Regions from separate parts of the Mus musculus genome. Here regions 1 and 3 are each linked to region 2. A link is a loop called in an ENCODE intact Hi-C map of the cell type or tissue named here. Cell type or tissue: heart. All regions are shown on one strand.

Region 1 (8,000 bases), 730 kb after region 2:
TTTGATTTTTGTTAAGGGAATGATTCCATTCCAGGTTCTACCCTATGTGTGTGCAGAATACAGCTAAAAGAAGAGCCATGGCGCCTGTCAGGCAATGGTTGTGCTGAACCTGTTATAGGTGGGAATGTAGAAGCAATTCACATTTTACTTGGGCATTACCAACTACAGAAACAGAGTTTCAGTGGTATATCCAGAAAAAGTGCCCCACACCTACACACACACACACACACAGAGAGAGAGAGAGAGAGACAGAGAGACAGAGACAGAGACAGACAGAGAGACAGACAAAAGAAAAGAAGGGGAAGACCAGGGGAAGAGGAAGGAAAGCCAGAGAGAGAACACACAAACAGCCCAACTGCCTGTCCCTCTCAGCAAGCAGAACTGAGAACTGGATCATAGAAACAGATTCTCTTTTGCATGTCTCCACCTCCTGCTGGCTTCCTAATACCTTGACCCACTGGTGGAGGAGATCTGGGTTTCCCCCTGCCATGGTTTTAAGAGCTGCCCCAGGACAAGGAGAACACTAACAGTGATCTCAACTCTTGCTTGACAGTTTCAGTAGTATCTCACCGGCCGCTGCACCATCTTAGACGCCAAGGTGCCCACCGTTACCTTGAATTCTCACGGAGTGAACGATGCACATGCATTTCATCCAGTCGGGCGACTGTAAAGAGGTGAAGGTATGCAGGACAGCCAGAGTTCCAGCATCAAGGACGAGAACATCTTGATATTCCCCACAGCACAGCAGCCAGCCCTCTCCAGTCATCCGGAAGGAGCAGTGGTAGTACTATGGGATGGAATTCCAAGAACAGCACCTCAGAGATGGATAACATTGACACCCTTCTAGCTGTGTAAAGACCTCTCTCTCCCTTGAATTCCAGCCAGCCTCTCCTCAGTGAACCCTCCGATCTAGGTAACACCTCAAATTCCCTTCATTAACCCCAGACTCTTGTCATGTTGACTTTTCAGCTTAGCTTCAACCACACCCCATCCCCCAGGTAAAAGGAGAGTTCTTTTTAAAAGACACACTGTAAGTCATGGGACAGCAATAGGTATATTATTTCTGCAATGTTATTCAGAGCTAAACAGTAACAACCTGAATTCTCTGCTTCCAGTAGTACTGCTAAAAATTGGTAAGAAATGAAAGTGTTTCAAGAGTACTGGGGAAGTATTCTTGTACCAAATACATTTTGGAAGTATTTTCTATTAGAGACCAGGTTATCCATTCTACTTCAACCCTGAGCTCTGCATCTGGGTTCTGATCCCAAGACAAGAGGAGAGAGTGGGTGAGTGTTGCTGTATGAGGTTCCAGCATGGACAATGGGAAAAATATAAAGACATATGGGTGGTGAAATTACCCCTTCATTTTTAATCTGTCTGTCATAATCCAGAAGCTACTTAAAAATCAGAAAGTATGGCTAAGATAAAGTTCAGGTGAGGCCCTGGGCTCCACCTCTGATACTGGGGGAAACAAGAAAGCCCCTTAATTGGAAAATGATTATAGAAATTATAACTAGGCTTCTTTATCATTTACAAGTTAAGAAAAAGTAAAAGAGAAACAAATAAACCCACCAGAAGAACTAGTTAAGATTTTAAAACATGGCCTGAGCTTTACTGTTTTCTTGAGAGTTTTACACTTTTAATTATGGGCATGTGTGCATCAATGTAGGGTCGGGTATGTGCACATGAGTGCACCGCCTGCAGCAGGTAGTACAGGGCAGGGCATCTCCTTGGAGCTGCTGTTAGAGGCAGGATTCCTATGCTAGGAACCAAATTCTGGTCCTCTGGAAGAAGAGCGAATGCTCTTAAGCCCTGAACCATCTCTCCAGACCCAGAAGAAAGTCTCATGTTTTATAAAAAAAAAAAAAAAAAAAAAAAAAAAAAAAAACCAAACCAAAAAAAAAAAAACACACATCCATCATTAAAGCCAAATCTTCCCATGTACTTGTGGATATTTTGTGTCACCTAGGAAATGCAAAACAATATAAAAATCATTTTTTTTCTAGAAAGATAAGAAGCAGAAATGAAATAACAAGAAACAAATGCTGTGGAACAATGTCTTTAGACTGAGAGGAAGGCCAAGATAACAGACAATTACTGGGGATATTTTTCTCACCATGGAGGAAAAAAAAAAAGAAAATGCAAGAAAAGAATATTCTCCAAAGATACTAAGTGCTCAGATAGATAGAAAGCACAACATGTAGTTACTGTTTGAGCATCTCACGTGTCCTGAGGGGAGCGCACTTACACAGATGGCTGTGTGCCTGTAAGGAAGGCTGGTCTTCTCCACACACTGGCCGCTGCTCACATTCCACATACACATCTCCCTGGAACAGAACACTCCACATTATTCTCTCCCATTTCCACACAATTGGCTGGAATAATTTTTGTGCCTCCAAGTTTTTCTTTAGTGATGCATTTAGGCGCAACCTGATCACGCATGTAGGTTTTTTTTTGTTACAGATTACTGGGCAGGAAACTGCTGCGGTCATTAGTAAGGTTGACACAGTGTCTCTGTATCATTTTGTGTGGGTAATGACACCCTGCCTCCAGCCTGCAAGCTTTGTTTTAGGACCATCCTGGCTGAGAACAATGTGGGGTCTCAGGCATTGTGGCCTTCAAGAGGGACAGGACTATGGACTTTCCATGGAAATAGCATCATTCAAAAGCAGTTTACATCATTGAGCTTAAACTACATATTCTGAGGAGGACACACATCATATCTGTTTGCAGAAACTCTCCTCTCTCTGTCTCTCTGCTCTGTCTGTCTGTCTGTCTCTGTCTGTCTTTTTGTCTGTCTCTTTGTCTCTGTCTCTGTCTCTGTCTCTGTCTCTCCCTCTCCCTCTCCCTCTCCCCCCTCCCCTCTCTCTCTCTCCCCCTCTCTCTCTTCCCTCTCTCATGAAAACAAACAGCACCACCAAGAGGCCTCATTTGGTCCACCACGATCCAGTTTCTTTATTTGATGTTTTTTTCCACTCATGATTTAAAATCCTGAAATAAACAAGCCTTAACTTGATATTTGAAAAAAGCCTCATTATTTGTTTTAGGCTTCTTGTTTTAATTCATGTTATGACGATATGGACACAGTCTGTACAATGAAGCTGTGAAATGTGCCAGGTAATTTAAACCTAGGGGATTTCTGTTCAGTAAACCAAGGCAGCAAAATCAGTGTTGCATAAGAGCATAAGAGTCTTTGGTTTTAGACACTTCAATACAGAAGATATGTGTGTGTGTGTATGTGTGTGTGTGTATGTGTGTGTGTGAGAGAGAGAGAGAGAAGAAACACAAGCTTTGTGAGTGTTGTGGGAAATGCTGCAGAGCCATGTCTCCAGACCCACAAAAAGTTTCATATTTTATAAAAAGCACACTGTTAAAACCAAATCTTCCCATGAACTTGTGGATGTTTTGTGTCACTTAGGAAACATGAAACAATATAAAAATCATTTTAAAGATAAGATACAGAAATGAAATAACCAGGAACAAATATTGAACAGTACCTTTAGACTGAGAAGAAGGCCAAGATAACAGATAATTACTGGTAATAGTTGAGGTAAAAAAAAATAAATAAATAAAATTAAAACAGATTAATGCTATTAAGCATTGCATACATTCGATGATTTCCAGGGGTTTGTTTTGATAACAGAACACTAGGAGTCAATATTCTAAACCAGTCATTCTGAAATCTGAGTGGTTTTGGTTCCCCACAATCAACCACTTTCCAGGAACCTCATTGCTACTAGGAACACACTGCTGACATCTAGTGGCCAGAGAGCAGAAGTGCCGCAGCCACCTTGTGTTGCACAGGTCTCCACAACAAAGGATCTCATTCCAAAATGCCATAAATGCAAGGTACACAGGTGTGCCCTAGAATCAGAAGAAAATATTCATAGAAAATATTCATTGTTTAACTAACTGCATCCCAAAGATTTTTCAAGGTAACCTGAAAAGACGTGTAATTTACAAGACAGGAGGAAAAACTTTGCGTGTCCACAAACACATATGATGTGTGTTTGTATGCATGCAGAAAAAAATAAGAAGAAAGGAAATATAGACATTAAAAATATATCCCAGAAATGAAACCACTACTAACATATCTAAAGGGGAAATGAAGGATATAGAAATCAAAGTTAGAAATGGAATTCTAAGTAGCCAATGGTACAAAATAACACAGTAACGTAGTTTAGCGCTGTAATTTATGGTCCTTCCTTGTATCAACAAACACCCTAAAGTATTTAGAATACTCCAGAAATCCTCACCCCATGGCTGTTATTAGTTTCTACCATGTGTTGTTTTTTTTTAAACTCTTGGTAAGCTGATATGTTTTGAGGTAAGTTTATTTTTAAGTTATTACTGGTATCACTAGTAATCAGTTTTTAAAGATTTATTTTATTCTTATCTATGTGTATGTGGGGGGGGCAACAATGTATATGTGCATATGAGTGTAATGTCCTTAGAGCCCTGAGGAGGGTACCTGGTCCTCTGGAGTCAGAGTTACAGGCAGTTGTGAACCTTCATGTGGGTGCTGGAATATGAAGTTGAGTCCTCTGGAAGAGCAGTAAGCATTCTTCATTGCCACGCTATCTCTTCAGACCCACATCTGGACTCTCTTTTCTTCTTTCCTATTCCCTCTGAGAGCTATCTACTCCTAATTATTTATTGCTGTCTCTGTGCTTGGTAAGCTAAGATTTCTCATCAGAGCTCAAGATTCCCATACCCACCTGCCTACAGATGGTTTCACTCGTATGGCATCTGGGACTTCATAAGCCTTGGGCAACACCTTCTTCCTTTGTTGGTTCTGTCGATGACTGGTCTATCCGAATGTAAGATTCCCAACCTAGCGTCAGTCTCATACTTCCCCAGCTGTCTACAAGTGGGCACAGGAGGATTTAAATACAGTCTCTAGGATGTAGGGATAGAAGGATAGCCAAAGATTGTGCTAGAAATACAACTTAATGGGCCCAAGGTCACCCCTATGTACTCATATCTGCAGGATTAAGGCCCAGAACTCTACACTGAGCCTTGGCAGGTAACTCTGAGATGGATCAGTCTTAAGGCCCCTCTCCTGGCAGAATTTCCATTCTGAGTTGGGACACTTACCTACCGTTCATCCACTGGTTACCAGAATGTCTCATAACATATGGCTATCCTCTCTACCAATGCCAAGGCTTTGTGTTCTGAAATTTTAATTTACCATGTTGCATTAACTATGTAAATTTATTAATATAAATTTTAATATTACCATATCAACCTCATTTGGTTAGTACATGCCTGATAAGTGTTTCCCACCATTTTTCTTTTAAAATATCATTTACCTAGCCTATTATTTTTACAACCATCTTTCCCAACCTCATTTTCTTTTATGTTTTCCTTGATTTATTATTTTTTCTGATTGTCTTACAATCACTGCAGTGTAAAGCTTGGTCCTATCACATAATCAAGATTAGCATTTTTCCAAAAGTCAGTCCAACTATCTTACTGTGTGCTTTCCTTTTGCATGTGCAAAGGACAGAGGTCCACACTGGCTGTTTTCCTCAGTCAAGCTTCACTTTATCGTGAATGTCTCAGTGTTTGTGCGTGCACACACATATGTGGTTGAACATGGAGAGTGGGTATACAACTATGTGTGGGTTTTGTGTGGCTGCTACTTTTCAATTCCTGTGGGAGAGTGGGAATAAATATCATTTCCTGGGTTAAGAATGACCGTCAACATGTGATCCTCCTGCCTTAGCCTACTGAGTGCTAGAGTTACAGGTGTTCGATACCACACCAGGCATGAAGTGCTTGGAGGCCAGAGGTCAACACTGGGTGTTTGTCTAGATTGCTCTCTCCTGGTCTCCCATGACATCTGGGGCTCATCAATTTGGCAAGACTGATCAGACAGCAGCCTCCGGATCTCCTGCTGCAATATACACGCCTCAGATGTGGGGTTATAGCTTTTATCATGGTTGCTGGGATTCTAACACAGGAAATCACATTTGTGTACAAGCGCTTTAGTCACAGGCACATCTCCCCTCCACTCCTTTTCAGGGTCACAAAGGAAGGTAATGGAGACGGAGGTAAATGTAGACACCCGTCACTCACCCATTCTCAGCAGCACTCACAACGTAAGGCTGTTTGGAGAAGTCTCTCGCTCTTGCCAAACATGTCACCGAAGCCGAATGACCAAAAAGAAGTTCTTTAGCTGAAATCTAAAAATGTTGAAAGTGAGTTTTTTTAAAAAAAAAAAAAAAAAAACCAACAACTCTGAACTCCCAGGAATAATTAATAATAATAATAATGCATTTGCATATTCTAATTACGAAAATGTTTGTGCTAAGAGGTTTTATGTGCACAAGTTTCAGGTAAGCTGATACACAGCACATCAACATCCACAGACGAGGAAACCCGGAGATGAAGGAATGTGCTGTCCTTAGTTATCCATTTTATTTGTTTGGGCTTCATCATGAAACTTAGGTGACCAGCAGACTACTTGCTCAACATTCCAGTTTTGAATATATATAAGTTGGTGCACTTGTTTCTCATGTCCAGATATCCACCCCCACCCCATGACCCCAGCCTGTTGCGGGTGGGGCAAGTGATACTGGATGCCTGTAACTCCAGCACTTGCTAGGCTAAGGCAGGAGGGTCACATGCTGGAAGCCATCCCCTGACCCAGGAATGACAAATGTCATTGGTTCTCCCAGACAAATTGAAAAGTAACATCCTCACAAAAACCTACGCCCATTTGTAACAGTTTTGCTCAGGATTATTAAAAATGGGAATGCAACCAAGCTGCCCCTCAGTAGAATATAAACTACAGAACTGTAGGCAAACAATGGGATACAGCTGACGCTGAAAAGAAACGAGCAGCTAAGCTGAACAGACAGGTAGAGTTCCGCATGTGTTGCTTAGGTGAAAGAAGCCACCCTGGACAAACCACTGCTGCAACACTCCAACTCTGTGACCTTTGAGTCAAGCTAGAACTAGGGAAGTAAAAACATTAGTGCTCATCTAGGGTTCGGGAAAGCAGGAGACCATAGGGCACAAGGGACTTCTAGAACAATGAAATAATTCCGTATCACATGACAAATTGTGGACAAATGTCAGTTCATAAAAGCCTATATTGTGTCCATTCAGGGGCCCTAAGAAAGAATTAACTATAGTATGAGTCAGTAACCATAAGGACTAAATTGATTCAATTCAGTAACCAGAAGTATACCACTTCGGGTGACATGGTGTCATGGTTAGCATTAGTCATTGTACTGGCTGGTTTTGGATGTCAAATTGACACAGGTTGGAGTTATAGAGAAGGGAGCTTCAGTTGGAGAGATGCCTCCATGAGATCCAGCTGCAAGGCATTTTCTCAATTAGTGATCAAAGGGGAAAGGCCCCTTGTGGGTGGGACCATCTCTGGGTTGGTAGTCTTGGGTTCTATAAGAGAGTAGGCTGAGCAAGCCAGTAATGAACATCCCTCCATGGCCTCTGCATCAGCTCCTGCTTTCTGGCCTGCTTGAGTTCCAGTCCTGACTTCCTTGGTGATGAACAGCAGTATGGAAGTGTAAGCCCAATAAACCCTTTCCTCCCCAACTTTCTTCTTGGTCATGATGTTTGTGCAGGAATAGAAACCCTGACTAAGACAGTCATTAACTTGACACAAATCTAGAGTCACCTGGGAAAAGGTAACCTCAACTGAAGACTTGCATTAATCAGGCTGACCTGTAGGGCAAGTCTGAAGGGTATTTTTTCGATAGGTGATTGAGGTAGTAGGGCCCAACCCACTGTGGATGGTACTGTTCCTAGGTAGATGGGCCTGGGCTATATGAGAGAGCGCATAGCAAGCCACGGGAAGCAAGCTAGTAGGTAGTGCTCCTCCATAGCCTCTGTTTGAGTTCCTTCCCCAACTTTCCCCAGTAATGAACTGATACCTGGATGTAAAAACTAAATAATCACTTTCCTTCACTAAGTTGTCTTGGGTCATGTCATTTATCACAGCAACAGAATCCCACTAGGACACACAGTGA
Region 2 (8,000 bases):
CTTGCTTTCTCTACTCCAATTTAAACTATTCTTTAAGATGTTTCTCCAGGGTTGGAGCTGGAGCTGAGTTGGTTGTGTGCTTGCCTCAAATGCTTGAATGCTTTGGCTTTGATCCCCAGCACTGGGCATGGTGGCACACCCCAGAACTCAGGAGGTGGAGGCAGGAGGATCAGAAGTTCAAGGTGATCCTTGGTTACATAGTGAGTTCAAGACTAGCCTGGAATACATAAGACCCTGTGTATTTTTTTTTTTACTGTTTACATTTAACAATGACTTTGGTTTGATAATAAAAGCCTTCTGTGTGCCACCCCTCTTTCAATTCGAGGATAAAGCTTACCAGGTTTTTATTACTTTGGGGGTGAGGGCTTAGAGGCTTGAACACCGAGTGATTTTGCCCAAGGAGGCTGACTATACTGTACTGAGTTACTTCTTGTTCAAGTTTTCCTCCTGGCAGTCATTTTAATCAGCACTTCTCCTATTTAATGATCTTGTAGTGCCATTACATAATCGCCCAGCTCACCAGATTAATGATGAAAAGAGGAACTGATTTTTCCAGCTGCATCATTTGAAGTAAACGTTAACTTTCTTTCTAAGTCCTTCCTCTAACAGCATTAGCGTGACAAATACGTCTTTCTCTGGCATAAGTAATTAGAATTTAATCACTTTAACTGCATCTTAATTACCCCAAATGAATTGAAAGGACATTTAATAGCAAAGATTAAATTGCCTTAATGAACGATTTTTGTGACTCCATCAATATTGGAATCACGGTAGCAGCTCCTGATCCACTCGTTAAGGCGCCTGCTGTAAGAGCCACTGCCACTAGGTGGCGTGCTTCACACGCTTGTATGTTTAACACCCCTACCTCCAAATCTGTTTAAGAAGGCAAGAGGAAAAGACAAATGAAAAGCACATACTTTGCTGTGTTCTTCTGACAAACTTTCTTTGGGACCATGAAATCACCATCAGATGTTAAAAGAAAGGAATGATTCCAGAAACTGCCCGTTCTCTTTACTCCATGACATATGCGAAGAAAGAGGGGTGACAGGCACGTGGTATGTGACAGGAACGGAGTTGCTCTCAAACAATCACCAACATACAAGCAGAGATTTTGTCAATTTGCTCTCTCTCGCTCTCTCTCTGTGAGTGTGTGAGTGTGTGTGTGTGCGTGCGTGCGTGCGTGCGCGTGCACACACACACACACACACACACACACACACACACACACACAGAGTCCTAAATTTGAGGTAACAAACAAGTTTTGAAAGAACAGAGCCAAAGGCATATGAGAACGTCAGCCTTGGAAGCACGGGTGGCCGTGGGCCTTTGGGCCTTTCTGCAGGCACGGGTCCCAGAGGGCCAGGCTTACCCGCAGAGCATATCTAATGAGATGGGCCTTGCCTATCGATAATTGTTTAAGTGAAAACGTGGATAGAGAGACATGGGCTTCACATCTGTTACCACTCTGGCTGTTTCTTTGGAGGGGATCAATTAAAAGAAATCTTGCTTGTACATCTGAGAAGAAGGAATTGTTTCAAAAGCTTTCCTTGAGAGCCTCAAAGAAAAAAAAATTTACTCTATAATTTCAAGAGCTTCGTGATGCACAGACCTTGTTAAACGGATGCTTGAGATAATGATGTTTACATTCTGGGTGTATTGATTGTGATCTGGAACTGGCAACACAAGTTATTGGTGGAGGATATGTTTGGCCAGGACCTCCAAATTAGGGAAACCGAGTCCAGGGCATCAGTAAATTCCAGTGGGATGACTAGAGACAAATTATTTAACCCACTACAGAAAGCATCAGAGAAAGGCAGAGTAACTACCACACACTATATAGGATCCAAGACCTCCATGCATATGAGATCACCTGGGAACCTGGGTCACACCCCATTCAATTAAACTGAAATATACGGGGTCGCAGTCAGACATTAGTTGTTTTAGGCCTTTAAGTAATTTCCACGTATAGTAAGACTTATGAGCCATCGGCATAGACAGGGAGTATTAAGTGGGAATGTCTACCACAGCATGAAATAAATACAATGTGAACAAACAACTGAAATTCCCTTTTCATTCGTCAGTATGACAAACCTGATGAATTGTCCTCTAGGGTTGGGCTCTGCTCAGCTGTCGTCTTATTAAATCAAATTAATTAATTAATTAATTAATTAAACGAACAGAAATGCTTTAGAAGCTATTTGTTCCATCATAGCATCTTTGGGAAGAAAGGTTATGTAGATGATAGAACAGTGAGACTCTGATAAATAATTGTATGTTTGTATCAAATAGTCAAGATTGTCACATGGCTGGCCCAGTCATCTGTCACCTCAGGAAGAGTAAGCTTTATCTGAGTGAATATACTTGTTTTATTAAAAAAAAAAAAACATAAATGGGTGGTATTTGGAATGTATGATTGTATACCAAACTCATTTACATTAGAAATAAGATGTTCCTTCTTATTGAACCATGTAGAAATAACATGTCTATCTTCTGAGGGTGCACACTTGTCTTAGTCAAGTGTCAACACACAGAAAATGATTGGTGGTGCATATGGGCTGAATTTTTTTTTATATATTAGAAATGGATTCTATAACAAGCATTGTTTTATGAAATCCTCTTGCTGTAGCTACCCCACCAAGTTAGGCGACATTCCATTTTATCAAACTGTGGAAATCTTAGTATTTAAATAGGCTCTGAAATGAAACTGGCTATTTCATTTTCAAGTCACTGGGGTTGAGTTATGAAAATGAACATGTGTTTAAATACTCCATTATATGCAGTTTACTGAGAATGCTGGACTGCCACTAACTATGGAAGTGGAGGAGCGAGACACTTGGGAACCTCCCTCCCTCTAAATTACCCACAGCCATTAGAGTTGAATATTTCCTTTTTTTTTTTTTTTTTTTTTTACAAGAAAACCAAGAATGGATTTTACCGGTATACTCTGTAAGAACTGTTGCTTGAGAGAACTTTGGGGACTAGCGTGTTTGATTAGCTGAATTTGCCACGGATGTGGAAGATGACGACATCAAACAGCTAGTGTAACAACCTCCTTAAAGACCTCGTAGATTAGAGATGACTATAGATTTTCCCCAGCACGGATCAAAGGGACTGAATTGAACGTTTTAGCTTAATGATCCAACTCCTGTCACACCCACCGGGACGCAAATTCCGATTTTATATGCTTGTGTGCACGTGCCATGCCACGTAGGAACAAACCAATCAACACCTGATCTTTGACGACGGTTTTGATCTTTTCGACGACCCGACTAGGCCGGTTTTTATTCCAGGAGGGGCCTCTCGCTCTCACAAACTTCAGAATATTCGCTATGAATGTTTCTTTGCTACAGCATGGAATCCTGTAGCATCTTGGCTGCCTTTTTAGGGACAGAGACCAGGATTAGGCTACGGGGCTGCGGGGCTCTGTCCAGGGTCCTGACTTTGGGCCCGGGTTCCATGCCTGCAGGCTCTGACAGCTCCTTCACTCACCCCTCGGGAGGGAAAAACAAAGGCTTCTAAGCTTCAAGCCTGGGGGGTGCCCTCTGACTCACTCAGGCCAGTTTGCTGGGAAGCTAGCAAAACAAAGGAACTGTTAATCTGGGCGTACTATTCTGGTCACAGCCTCCGACTTCAGAGAGCCAGGGTCACCTCTGCAGTTATCGCTCCTTTCAGGTAAAATGTCAGCATAATTCGGGCAGGGAATCAAAACATTTACTTTTTCTTGGTAGGTTACAATTAGGGGGTGGGTACCTTAGAATTCGAGCTGTAATTGGTAGGGAAGGAATTGTGTTTCCCTCGATGGAGCTTGCATCCTCTTCTTCTTCCACACCCTCTTCCTATCAAAACAGGGCTTAGAAAAATTTTAAGACAAGGATGCCCTAAAAACAAAGCCTCGGCCAGACCAACATCTATCTCCTGTTCTCTCGCCAGGTGGCCACTAGGGGTCGTGAGCAGCGTCTTCTGCTCAGCTACTCCAGTTGCAGCAAATATAGAACCTGGGTTCGGAAGTCTGGGAGCGAAGCCAGTTTCATCTCTGCCTCTGCCCGGCTCAGCTCGCAGAGGGCAGAAAGCTTCGAAGATAGTTACGTTATAGGTTTTGAATGGCTTTGCTGCTACGATATAGCCGCACTACTGGCTATATATCCTCTGTGTCCGTTGTAACCGGCTGGATCTGGAATAACCACAGTACCCTGGCCCCTGGGCATATGGGGATGATATTGATAATCACAGGTCAGGATTATCCAAATATCACTAGGCTGCATTTTGGGGAGGATGCAATAAGTGGTAGGCACCTTCTGAACATGCCATAGGGTTTGTTTCTGGTGGGTGTTCTTTCTGTGTTGTGCACAAGGTCACTACACCACAGCAGGGTTAGCCCGCTACAAAAACTACAATTGCTAATTATCACCACAGGCACACCCAAACTTCTGCACTTCCTCTCTTCATGGGACGTGGGTTCACCACCACCACCAACAATAAAAAAATACACAAAGCCAACTAATATCCCACGGAGGGGATAGATAGAGTCTGTGAGAAAAATTGCCTTTCAGAGCCTTCTGATGACTGTCCTAAGTCCTTTTGACTTCATATCTGGTGTGTGTGTGTGTGTGTGTGTGTGTGTGTGTGTGTGTGTGTTTCAGCTACCACAGTTCACCCCACCATTCATCCCTGGAGGCTTTGGGACTCTCGGCTGCCTTCTGATAACGGGTTATCCCTTAGCCTCGCTGGGAGAAAGCCATTTCAGGCCTTGACCCCAGCCTCCAAGGCGGACACGGTCGGTCGCGCCCTGCAGGCCCTTTGTTCAAGCTGCAGCGGGCTAGTAGCAGCTGCACCACGGGAGAGCCACAGCTCAGGGCGCCAGGAAATCAGTGAGGTGGCACCGCCTTCTTTTCCCACTCTGTAGCCCAGGGGCCCTTCCAGCCCTGGCATCTCTCGTGCCCAGTCCTGGCCTCTCTCTCTCTCCACCCAGAATTCTTCAGGGGTTGAAAAAATGCTGTTCCTAAGACCCAGCCTAGCATTCCTGCCTGGCTGTCGCTGCAGCGGCAGTACCAGACACTTGAAATGTCACCGGTCGGGATAAATATTAACACAAAAGCAAATGGACGTGTGCAGAGCCAGTTATCAATCAACCAAGCTGCAAGGCCACTCACAGCAAACACGGCCCAGGTTGGGTTGGGTAAGACTTTCTCAGGGCCACTTCCAGGTAGGAACACTCCCCCCACCCCCATCCTCCCTCAGTTTAGATCTTCCTTTAGCACAAAGAAATAAATACCCGACCGCAAGGGGGCGAAGTCCCGGGTGCTGCAGGGCAGGCCATCTTCGCGCAGGGCTCGGAGGTCTCCTTACCTCCAGCAGGGTCGGCTTGCTTAGCACAGGACCTTGCCTGGGCTGAGGACCTGAGCAGCCACCACCTCCTGGGTGCACAGTGCTATAGTCACATTCATTGGTGGGTGTCTCTTGCGGTCTCTTTCCGTGCTGCTAGCAGAGGGGCCGAAGCCTTCTGGAATATTTAATTGGAGGCTAATCTCCTCCTGTCTTGATAGACGCCCACATCAGAGGCGGGGCACCCAGCTCAGTCTCCCCACCCCACTCGGGACCAGAAGCGGCGTGCGTCTGGTCACGCTGCGTTTTAATGAGCAGCAGCAAGCATTACATTGAGGCAACATCTATTGATTTTTAAAAGGTAGTTAATTTGGTGAGAATTTCCTCCAGTCTTTCACCAGCACTTGTAATTTATACACCAGAAGGCGCCTCCCCAAACATACTGCCACGTGCAGAAGATTTGACCCTCCAAACAAGCTACAGTGGAACACAGAGAGGCAAGTGGAGCACCTCTCTTCCACTGAAGAGTAAAGGAACTCAGCAGGGTCTTATAAAGGGGTTGAGAAAGGATGCTGATTTACTCTTTGGCGAACAGCTAACAAAGCAGCAGCAGCGGCGGCGGCTGGTCCTGGGGAGCAGGTACCAAGTTCCTGCAGTTGCCACACCAAAGCATCAGGCGGGTCAGTCCTAGGCTCCATCACGAGGCCTGCTAGTCACCATTTCAAGGATCAGAAACCGACTTCTCTTTAAAGAAAGAAATCAATGAGCAGGGCTGGGTTTTCTTTAGTGGCTCCAAAAATAGGCTGCGACTTTCCTGGAGAATGGGATGGTTCTGAGCTCTTTGCTGTGAGTACCTTTTTCCCCTCCCCCCAGCCCCCTCCCCTGCCTCACTGAGGCCTTTATGTTAAAGAAACCAAATAGGAAAAGAAGGAAGAAAGAAAGAAAGAAAGAAAGAAAGAAAGAAAGAAAGAAAGAAAGGAAAAAGAAACGAAATAGGAGGTGCTCTGCTGTGTCTCAGGACATCCAGTGTCCCCTGGTTTTACATCCACTGACGCCTCCCGTGTGCCACACATTCTAGGAAAGGGCCAGATGCCTGGTGCCAAGAATAACAGAGAGCTAGCCATCTGGACTTAGGTGTGTAGATATCCCTAAGACGACCTTCTAGGTCTCATGAGCTCAGCACCCAACTCATCCCTTTGGTGCACAGGTTCTAGAACTTGGTCTTCCTTCATGGGGCTCCCCAGCACCAAGCAGCCACCCCCCAAATCCCTGGCTCAATTTTCTTATCTGGAAGTCAGTGGACCTTGCATAGGACAGACAGGTTAGGTTTCCAGGACTAAGCAATCGGCTCAGTACAGGACCTATCATATCAGTCTGTCCTTCCCGGCAGTGACAGAGACCATCCTGTGACAGAGACCATGTGGGATGTCACTGACGTCTCGAGTGTCTTCACCAAGTAATGGGGTGTGACTTTCATGAGGGAGTAGCTTTTTATCCACACTCCTGGACCCCACAATGGATAGCCTCAAAGCACTACCTTGCCTGGAAGGTCTGGAGCAATGGCTTCAAGAAGGTGTAGTGGAAGGTTCTGGAGCAGAAGGGAGAGAGAGCAGCAAGGTCAGCTGCTCGCAGGGGCCCAATGGAGCTACACAGAGTGCTACAGAATGGAACCGGGAAGGCTTAGGGGTGACATTCCATCAGCCCAGGTCCTCCATCTGAGCTGAGGCCTCATCAGATTCCTGGGTCACCAACCAGAGTCTGCTTTGAGAACTTTATAGCAAAGGGCTTAGCTATGCTAGAAATTCTGGGTGGTCAGAGGCTGAAGCAGTATAGCATTCGCGAGGGAAGGCCTCTAGAAGCCAGATTGGGGGGAACCGTTAGGGTAGCCTCGAGGACTAGGATCTGAGGCTAGTCCACACCTACCTCTCCCCAGCTTCTCATTGGCAGACACCGGGTGGGGGAAGGGGGGTTCGGCCTCACGCTTTGATTTTAGTCTGTGAAACGGCTCAGTGCCCTCGGCTCAGAGCGGATTGACTGTCTTTCATTCTCTAGGGACGAATTAATGGAGAACGATCAGTTAATTAACAAACCCTCATTCCAGCGTTTACCTTTCTCTTCACCAAGACTCAGACCTGGGCGCAAGGCTCAGATGAGGCTGTGTGTGTGTGTGTGTGTGTGTGTGTGTGTGTGTGTGTGGCTTGGGGATGGGGGGTTGGGGGTGGGAGGACAAGGATACTGGAGTCAATCAACGCAACAACCTCCGCCCAGGTCTATGAACACAGTCCGCCCCTAGGCTGCCCTTTTCTCGCGTCTTCAAGGGTCGCCGAGTGTGCCTGGATCCCTGATGCAGTTCCAGCTGAGCTCAGCTGTCCACTAGGTCTCTTGGCCCACTACAGGAGCCAGGCCTGGTGCCTGCACTTGGCAGCTGAGACTTTCAGTGTCGTCCCCCGCCCCCCTCCCCCAATCAAACAGCCTGCTAGGAATTTTGAACTGGGTGACAGGCTTGCTGATTCGAAAGACATTTACACATTCCCACCCAGTAGCAGCACAGAGACTTAGATGGGAAAAAAAAAAAAGCATGACGACGACGCAAAAGCTAGTTGTCAGCCCAGGCTCAACCGGGAGTTTCCTGGGGGATCTGGTCACTGTCCGCCTCTGTCCCCTTCCTTTCCACAGCT
Region 3 (8,000 bases), 580 kb after region 2:
AGGCTCTGGCAGAGTCTCTCAGGAGACAGCCATATCAGATTTCTGTCAGCAAGCACTTCCTGGCATCCAAGATAATGTCTGGGTTTGGTGACTGTATATGGGATGGATCCCCTGGTAGGGCAGTCTCTGGATGGCCCTTCCTTCAGCCTCTGCTCCACTCTGTCTCCATATTTTCTCCTGTGAGTATTTTGTTCCCCCATCTAAGAAACACTGAAACATCCACACTTTGGTCTTCCTTCTTCTTGGCCTTCACCTTGTCTGTGAAGTGAATCTTGGATATTTCAAGTTTTGGGGCTAATATCCACTTCTCAGTGAGTGCAAAAGAACCATGTGTGTTCTTTTGTGACTGAGTTATTTCACTCAGGATGATATTTTCTAATTCCATCCATTTGCCTAAGAACTTCATGAATTCATTCTTTTTCCATTTTCTATTTAATATTTTCTTTATTTACATTTCAAATTTATCCCCTTTCCTAGTTTCCCCTTCAAAACCCCCCTATCCCTTCCCCCTCCCCCTACTCCCACCCACTCCCACTTGCTGGTCCTGGCATTCCCCTATACTGGGGCATAGAACCTTCACAGGACCAAAGTCCTCTCCTTCTATTGATGACCAACTAGGCCATCCTCTGCTACATATGCAGCTAGAGACATGAGTCCCACCATGTGTTTTCTTTGGTTGTTGGTTTAGTCCCAGAGAGCTCTGGAGGTACTAGTTAGTTCATATTGTTGTTTTGTTTTTAATAGCTGAGTAGTACTCCATTGTGTAAATATACCACATTTTCACTTTTATTAACTCTGGCCTTCCTCCTTTGGTCTCTTGTTAGTGGGATCATCAGGGTTTCTCCAACAGAAATGGTCTTTAACCAGTCATATTCTCTCTTGTATTTTTTCCCCACTTAAACAGATGAGGGAAAAAGAGAACTGAAGAAGGCAAGCTGTGGTGCAATATCTCACCACTCTTTACTGAGGATCTCCAAGGACAGGCTTCCATTCCAGACTTGTTCTGTTGGTGTGTAATGACACTGGAGGAAACTGGGGCTCTATGTCAGCACTACCTTGAACTGTGTTTTCAGCCGAGTGGCTCCATTCTGACAGTTTAGCTTAACAGGAAGTGATTTCCAATACATGTCCCCCTGTGTGGGAAGGCAGAAGTCAGCATATCCTATCACCTAATGTCCAGGAGCGCTCTGGCTTTCTATGTTTTTAATGCCTTTTTAGAGGTGCATATGTGTTTTGCTTTGGTCTTTCGTGACACTCACAGAAAGCCACTCAGACATGTATCTTAGCATCAGGATGTTAGCATTGACAGGGGTTAAGAGGGAAGTTGCTTGCTCTGAACAACCGTAGATGAACGCATGCTACTCAGATGTAAGTATTCCTGGAAGATTATCTTTTATGATACAGAACATTAACTATTTGGTTTTTTTGTTATCTACCATGCTGTGGAAATCCTTGGTCTTTAAATCAGTTATGAAACTTGGCCACACTGCCCTTGATCTTTAATCCAATTAACATCAAACACTTTTAAAAGGACAGTTTTATTAAACTTACTTATGTACTTTGTGTATGCCAAATCCTCCAATCTGAGTAACAAGCCCGCCTAAGAACCAGAGTACCATTCTGACTGTCTATAATAATGATAATAACCAGGCATTTTGGTATGCAAACTGATCTTAATTAATTGTAATATTTTATTTATTAATAATAGTATATGCAAATGATGCATATAGTTGTGAGTTTTAGTCCACATGTACACATGAAGATAATAAAACTCAGGATAGTGTGTGAGACTGTCTAATCATTATTTTCTAGTAAGAAAGTGAAGGGAAGGCTGAGACTATGGCTCAGTGGCTAAAGTACTTGCTATACAAGCATGAAAATCCAAGGTCGAGTCCCAAGAACCCATAAAAAGCTGAACACGGTAGCTAGCACATGTCTGTAATGGAAATACTTCACTCCTATGGAAGATGAAAAATGGAGAATCTTTACAAACATGTGGGTCAGCCAGACTTGCACATGCAGTGGTGAACAAGAGACCCTGTCTCAAAGGAAGACTGACACCTCTGCCTTCACACATGTGCCACAATATGCCCACAGTTACACACACACACACCCTTTAAGAAAAGAGAAGAAAAGGAAGGCCAAGTAGCCAAGTTGCTCAACATTTATGCCACATTCAATGCTTGTGATAAGCATGTTATTTTTCAGAATATTTCTATTAAACTACATAGGTTAAGAGAGAAGGGATCAGGGATGTGAGCCAATGGTTCTTAACCTGTGGGTTGTGACCCCTTGGGGTATAAAGACCCTTGCATTGGGGTCACCTAAGACCATCGAAAAACATATTTGCATTATGACTAATAACAGTAGAAAATTACAGTTATGGAGTAGCAACAAAAATAAGTTCATGGTTGTGGGTCACACCACAATATGAGGGTCTACATTAAAGGTTCGCAGCTTTGGGAATGTTGACATCCCAAAGTGAAGGAACAAAAGAAGGGAGAAAGAAAACCGAGAGGAGATGCCAGCTCCCTTGTCTTCTTGCTCTCTTACCTCCCTTGCCTTGGGAGTCGGTTCCCACGTGCTTATCTGCGTGAAACCCTGAGCATTTTCTTGATATTGTGGACATACTGAGTCTATGTAAGGAGAATGTCCTGAAGCTGCCTTCACAAAAGCTGTTTTCTATAGCATGTATGAGTTGTACCTAAGTATCAGGAACAGAAGAACAGCCTACTTTTCTCCAGTTTTCTAGTACAAGGAAATGCAAACTTTAGTTATACAGTGGGGTGCACACAAGTCCCAAATCCTTATGGACATTTGAATAAACAGCTTCCTCAGGAATGTGACCCACAACCACCCCAGCAAGGCCACACCCTCTCCTTGCTCATGTGGCTGCTGCTGCGAGGTCTCTGGCCTCCCTTTCAGGTGTCTTGGGCTTCTGGGTGTGGAGGTGGCCTTCATTTGACAGATGTGTGCAGTCACATCTCATTAGGAAGATCAGGGCCAATGATTGTCTAGTCACATTTACTCAAGACAGTTCTCCAGTTCTTCCCCCGGCCCTGCCTCCAGGTGTGTACATAGATGACCTTGCTCCATTTCCCTAGAAGCATAGAGAGTCTGGGATGGAAGCAGTTTCCTTCCTTTCGCTGGAGAAAGGCTCCAGTCAGGAGAAGGGAAAGAAATCAGACTCTAGTAAACATAGAAGCAGAAACAAATTCTATCAGTCTGAACAGGAGGAGAATATGACTTCCGTATTGAGGGAAGTGACAGATGTCTCCAAGTTATGGGAACGGGTTTAAGTATAACCTTAAAATAGTGCTTTAGAGATAGGGGAGGACAGAGAGGAATTTGTCTTTGTGCTTTAAGCCCTTTCCCTTCTACAAGGATTTTTTTTTTCCCAGTTAGAATATGTTTTGAACCAGAGCCAGGGAATGAGACTGTTATTTTCTAACCTTGGGTGTTGCTGCCCCCTACATGGCAGGAAGACTATGAACAAATCAGCTCTTCTCAGAGGGGACCTGTGACAGTGCTGTCTGGGGGAACATACCCTGGAGACAGCCACATTTATCTCTCCACTTCACTCTCCCAAAGGAGTACTTATTCTACCCCGTTATTTTGAATTCTCAAATAAGAAGTTGAAGTAAATTCTTTGCTTAGACTGGGGAGGAAGGAACTGGCTGCTTATTTGAATTAGGGTCTGATCTCAGGGAATTGCTTCTACCATAAAAACAGGGCAACTTCTCCCCCAGGGTTCCTCTCTTGGGTAGAAAAAATAATCTTGAACTGAGTTCTCTGTATCCCCGACTCCCATTACCCAACTTCAGAACACAGAATGGAAGCAGACACAACACAGGATGCAACTGGAGAGCACAAAAATAGAACGGTTTGATGCTAGCTGAAAGAGGTTTGTTTGGATCAGCAATGCAGTTGACCCTACAGCATTAACAGGGAATCCTTTAAAAATTTATAGGAAGTTTGTAGTGTGTCAAGAATGTAGCATAGATTCTCTCTTCTCTCTCTCTCTCTCTCTCTCTCTCTCTCTCTCTCTCTCTCTCTCTCTCTCTCTCTCTCTCTCTCTCAGAAGGATTCATGAAAACACCTTCTCCTAGAATATGCACTGTCAGGATCTAAAAGGCTCTTGATGACTTTGCAGATAATTGCAATTAAAGTGATTGCTAAGTGAGTAAATGATAGCTTTAGGAGGCATGTGCCAACTAATTATTGCTTTTATGTAATGTTATGAATATTGGCATGTTGCTGGCATTTGTACTTTCCAGATTTCGGTGGAGTGTGTACTAAATAGGAACTGTTTGTCATTGCTGTTAAAGACCTTGTGTCCTTGAATAAAAATCCCTACCACCTTTCTAAGGATCAGGCTACGGAAGACAAAAGGTTCCTTCTCATGGATGGCAGAAAATGTGCTGTAGCAATAAGGTGAAGGTATTTAGAGAAATTGTCCAAAGGGAGAACCTGAAACACCAAGAATCTTCTCTTTTATCACACATACACAGACAGATAGACACACACACACACACACACACACACACACACACACACTAATGTAAACATGTTCAGGTGGTCTATGAATACCACAACCATCACAGTCCACTTATATACAGATCAATTGGGGTGGGATGGGGCGACGAGCAACAGTGTATTTACTAAAAACTAAATGAGCAGGTCCATAAATAAGGAATGGTTTTTAAAAATCTAATTAATATAAGACAAATATTTTTAGTGCAATATTTATCAGATCCAAAGAACTGCAAAAAAAAAAAAAAAAAAAAAAAAAAAGGTCTGATATCTTAAGTTTCAAGATGAGGCCTGGGGAAGTTAGAACCAGAGGGTAAGAGCTGTGGCAGAGCAGGCTCAACCTGGTCCCTGCTCTAGTCTAGAGGTGACATAACACCTGCCAGTCTCCAAGGGACGTAAGCCAGAAGGGAGTGTCCAGCAGCGGCTCCCTTGGGAGACTGGTCATTTTTATTTATCCTTTTACTCCACATGCTGTCTGCAGGATCCTTGTTGACCAAAGTGACCCAGGCAAGAACCACTGCATGTGGCCAGGATGGCATTTAACTGTGTGTGGAGGACAACATTCAAACATTTTTAACAAGTTTAAATTTGATTACTGCTAATTTAGAAAATCTTTAATGAATGCTAAGCACTGTAGAGATGTTTGCATAGGAGAGACTATGTGGTTATCATCAGCAGCTTTGAGCACATTGAATACACATTAGAATCCATTTTCTGGGGAACAAAGGAGTCTGAAAATGCCTTAAAATAACTGATCAAATAAACTGTATGAAATTAAAATTTTAAATTACAAGACACCATTCTGTGAAATGAAGAATGAGATCAATTGGAATTAAACTTTTCTGACACCCTACTTTAAATTTACAGCATATACATTAATTTTTTGAAAACTAGATTATCACAATCAAGGAAAAAACACTATAGTTTCTAAAATTGTTGATTTGAATAATGCTAAAGGGATTTTAAAATTGCAGGAAATTGGACAAACAAGGGAGATAAACATGACCGCAGATGCTAGCCCCTGAGGTCAGCCTACCTACTACAACATATTTTCTTGTCATTTCCTGATACTAAAGTGCTCCAGGAAGTCTTAGCTTAGTTTCTAGAGTTTAAGGGGGGCTGGGGGATACTTGAGGCTGCCTGCCTGTGTGTTTATAATATCACATGTTTGATTTTTATTGCTTGTTTTCCAGGGCTTGCATTGCCATCCACAAGCCATGATGTGAAGCTCTTTGGATGAGCACTGCCAGGAAGCCTGTCAACAGGCCAAGGGAATGGAGATCTGAGAAGCCTACACTGCCAGGATACACTGGGCTAGCCTCTTTCTCAGCATCAGGCACTTTCTAGACTCCACCCTCTGTACCACTGCAGGAACAACTCCACAACTCGCACAGAGGGTGCTGGCACACACTTCTGAAGATGTGGCATTTCCCTGAATGAGACTCCTGTACGTAGGTGTACTCAGGCATAAATATTACTAGATGATTGCCAAGAAGCAGGGCAAGATTATTTTTAATCCAAAAATTCACTACAATCACAGGACGACTCCGAGTACAAACAATTGAATGTACTCCACGGTTCACCAGGGGATAGACCTAAGGCAGACTTTCAGTTTTAATTGAGCACTGTGGTACCAAGTGGACAGGCATAACTAGTCAAGTTTTCCTAGACTAGAAATCACTGAAAACGTGGTCATAAGACAGTGCTCATAGAGGGAGCATTTTCAAACAGACCATGGATGGATTTGCATCTTAAGTAGAACCAGCAGGAGGAGCACATTCAGTTTTTAGCACTCTCTTTTTTAGCATTTAAAAGGGTTTTGTTGTTGTTGCTGTTGTTGTTATTGTTGTTGTTTATGTAGTGTTGGCTTTTAGAAAATGATAAGAAAGAGTCATAATGAAGTCATTTAATATGAATTTGTTCATATTAATATGAACTCAAACATATGGTGCTCCAGAATTATAAAACTCTGGTTAGTTAAGTCAAGCTTCCACCATGTTTGGTTTCCCAGCACTGCAGACTCCATGAAATATTTGTCAAGGATTTATTAATGGTTTCTTTAGATCTGAAAATATGCTAAATACAGCAATGATTTAAATATACTGTTATTCTCTGTAAACGGAATAATAGGACATATCAATGAAAATAATAAAACTTACTTTTAATAAACATACCAGACTTTTAATATGTACTTGGGATTTAACTATTAAAACTTTCCTTGTTAGAAAACATGCACTGATTTAATACTTCATCACCCAAAATGCTTGTGATGGCCTTGAAAGACAGAATCTATCCCCTGCCTGACTTGTTTGTAACTTGCTTCAAATGACTCATAGCCATATCCAAACAGGTAAAATGTTCAGAAGATAATGGTTTCCATGGGTATTACTATTAACAACATATTACAGTTTAAGTACAAATCAAAATTGACTTCATGCAGAGACATGCTATTTTGGGAAACATGAAAGATATATTTTCATCTACTTTGAAGGCATTACAGTTTTTTGATATTCATCATTAGATCCATATTCACATTCATCCAGCTCAATAATTAATTGCAAGTCCCAAAGCTTACAGGGCAAGTCAGCTTAAAGATGTATTTCTCATTTTGAAGCTCTCTTTCCCCCTGACTGCCGCATTTCAACAAGGATCTCAGGCTGTTGCTTAGAAAATTAGAATTAAAATTTTATGAAATTATATGAACTACACACACACATACATATGTGTACATACATGTATATATCATATATCTTTAATTCCATCTTTCTATGAGTTAGGGCATATTTCTATTCATTTAAATATACTTTAAAAATCTTTCATGATTTTTTTTATAAGTTAGACAGTCAATAAAAAAATCACAACACAAAATTCAGATCCCTTTAACAGGTGAGCACTTTCCATCCATTTCTGTTGATACTGCTTTGCATATTTTAGTTTAGAATTCCCAGTAGTCCAGCTTCTTTCTGGGAAAAGAACTGCAGATGTTTATTCTAACAAAGGATGAGCCCTGCTGTGTTGCAAGTAGGATCCCCTCCCCCAGGTCTATGAGGCTAATAAGATTTAATTAAAGACATTCTCCATTGTGTCATTAGAGCTCCATGCTGATTGGATCTCACAAGGCTAGCTACTGTGTCAAAGATTGACTAAAGGACATTTCATGTTTAAGGATGAGACGTGCAGGACCTGGTCTGAATTGAAGCACCCACTAAAACAATATGTCCTAACTCAACATGGCAAAGTCGGTAACGTTTTGGGTTAAATACCTTGAAGCAACAGTGAATTGAGAGTCCTGTGAATTCCTTTGGCTCTTGCAGTTCAGGAGCTGAGAAGATGAACATCTGAAATGGTGTTAAATCTATGCCTGTGGGCTGGCGTTCTTTGTTGCAAATATTGACAGAAAATAAGGAGGAGGAAGGAGACTCGCTTAGGCAATCATTGCCTTGAATTAGGACTTGGATATCCTCAAT

What was found. A loop is a pair of places that touch in the nucleus more often than their neighbours do. Peaks named below come from ENCODE experiments on the same cell type or tissue, not always from the same donor. Only the 100,000 strongest peaks of a DNase experiment are listed, where the experiment ranks them.
Region 1: a loop joins it to region 2, with 13 times the contacts of the local background. A loop is called at or near these places in 33 of 42 quality-filtered maps.
Region 3: it touches region 2 in a loop (13-fold over the local background); 12 of 42 quality-filtered maps call a loop at or near these places.

The regions. Positions count from the first base shown.
Region 1 is chr9:74,137,815-74,145,814 of GRCm38, reverse strand. It overlaps Wdr72 (WD repeat domain 72), which reads right to left. Exons shown (of 20, transcript NM_001033500.3): 3 at 6,082-6,188; 4 at 2,249-2,327; 5 at 613-787. Among named protein-coding and RNA genes, the nearest start is that of Wdr72, 31 kb to the right of the region's middle. In heart, a CTCF peak has its summit at 3,768 (motif pointing left); no DNase peak of the experiment used is centred here.
Region 2 is chr9:74,863,986-74,871,985 of GRCm38, reverse strand. The region is part of intron 1 of Onecut1 (one cut domain, family member 1); the gene reads right to left. It overlaps Gm38678 (a long non-coding RNA gene), which reads right to left and starts at 6,188. Exons shown (of 3, transcript XR_870922.2): 1 at 5,347-6,188; 2 at 1-3,836. In heart, CTCF peaks have their summits at 818 (motif pointing right) and 3,932 (motif pointing right); no DNase peak of the experiment used is centred here; H3K4me3 peaks cover 472 bases; H3K27me3 peaks cover 6,389 bases.
Region 3 is chr9:74,281,877-74,289,876 of GRCm38, reverse strand. It overlaps Wdr72 (WD repeat domain 72), which reads right to left. Exons shown (of 20, transcript NM_001033500.3): 20 at 6,674-8,000. Among named protein-coding and RNA genes, the nearest start is that of Wdr72, 180 kb to the right of the region's middle. In heart, a CTCF peak has its summit at 3,470; no DNase peak of the experiment used is centred here.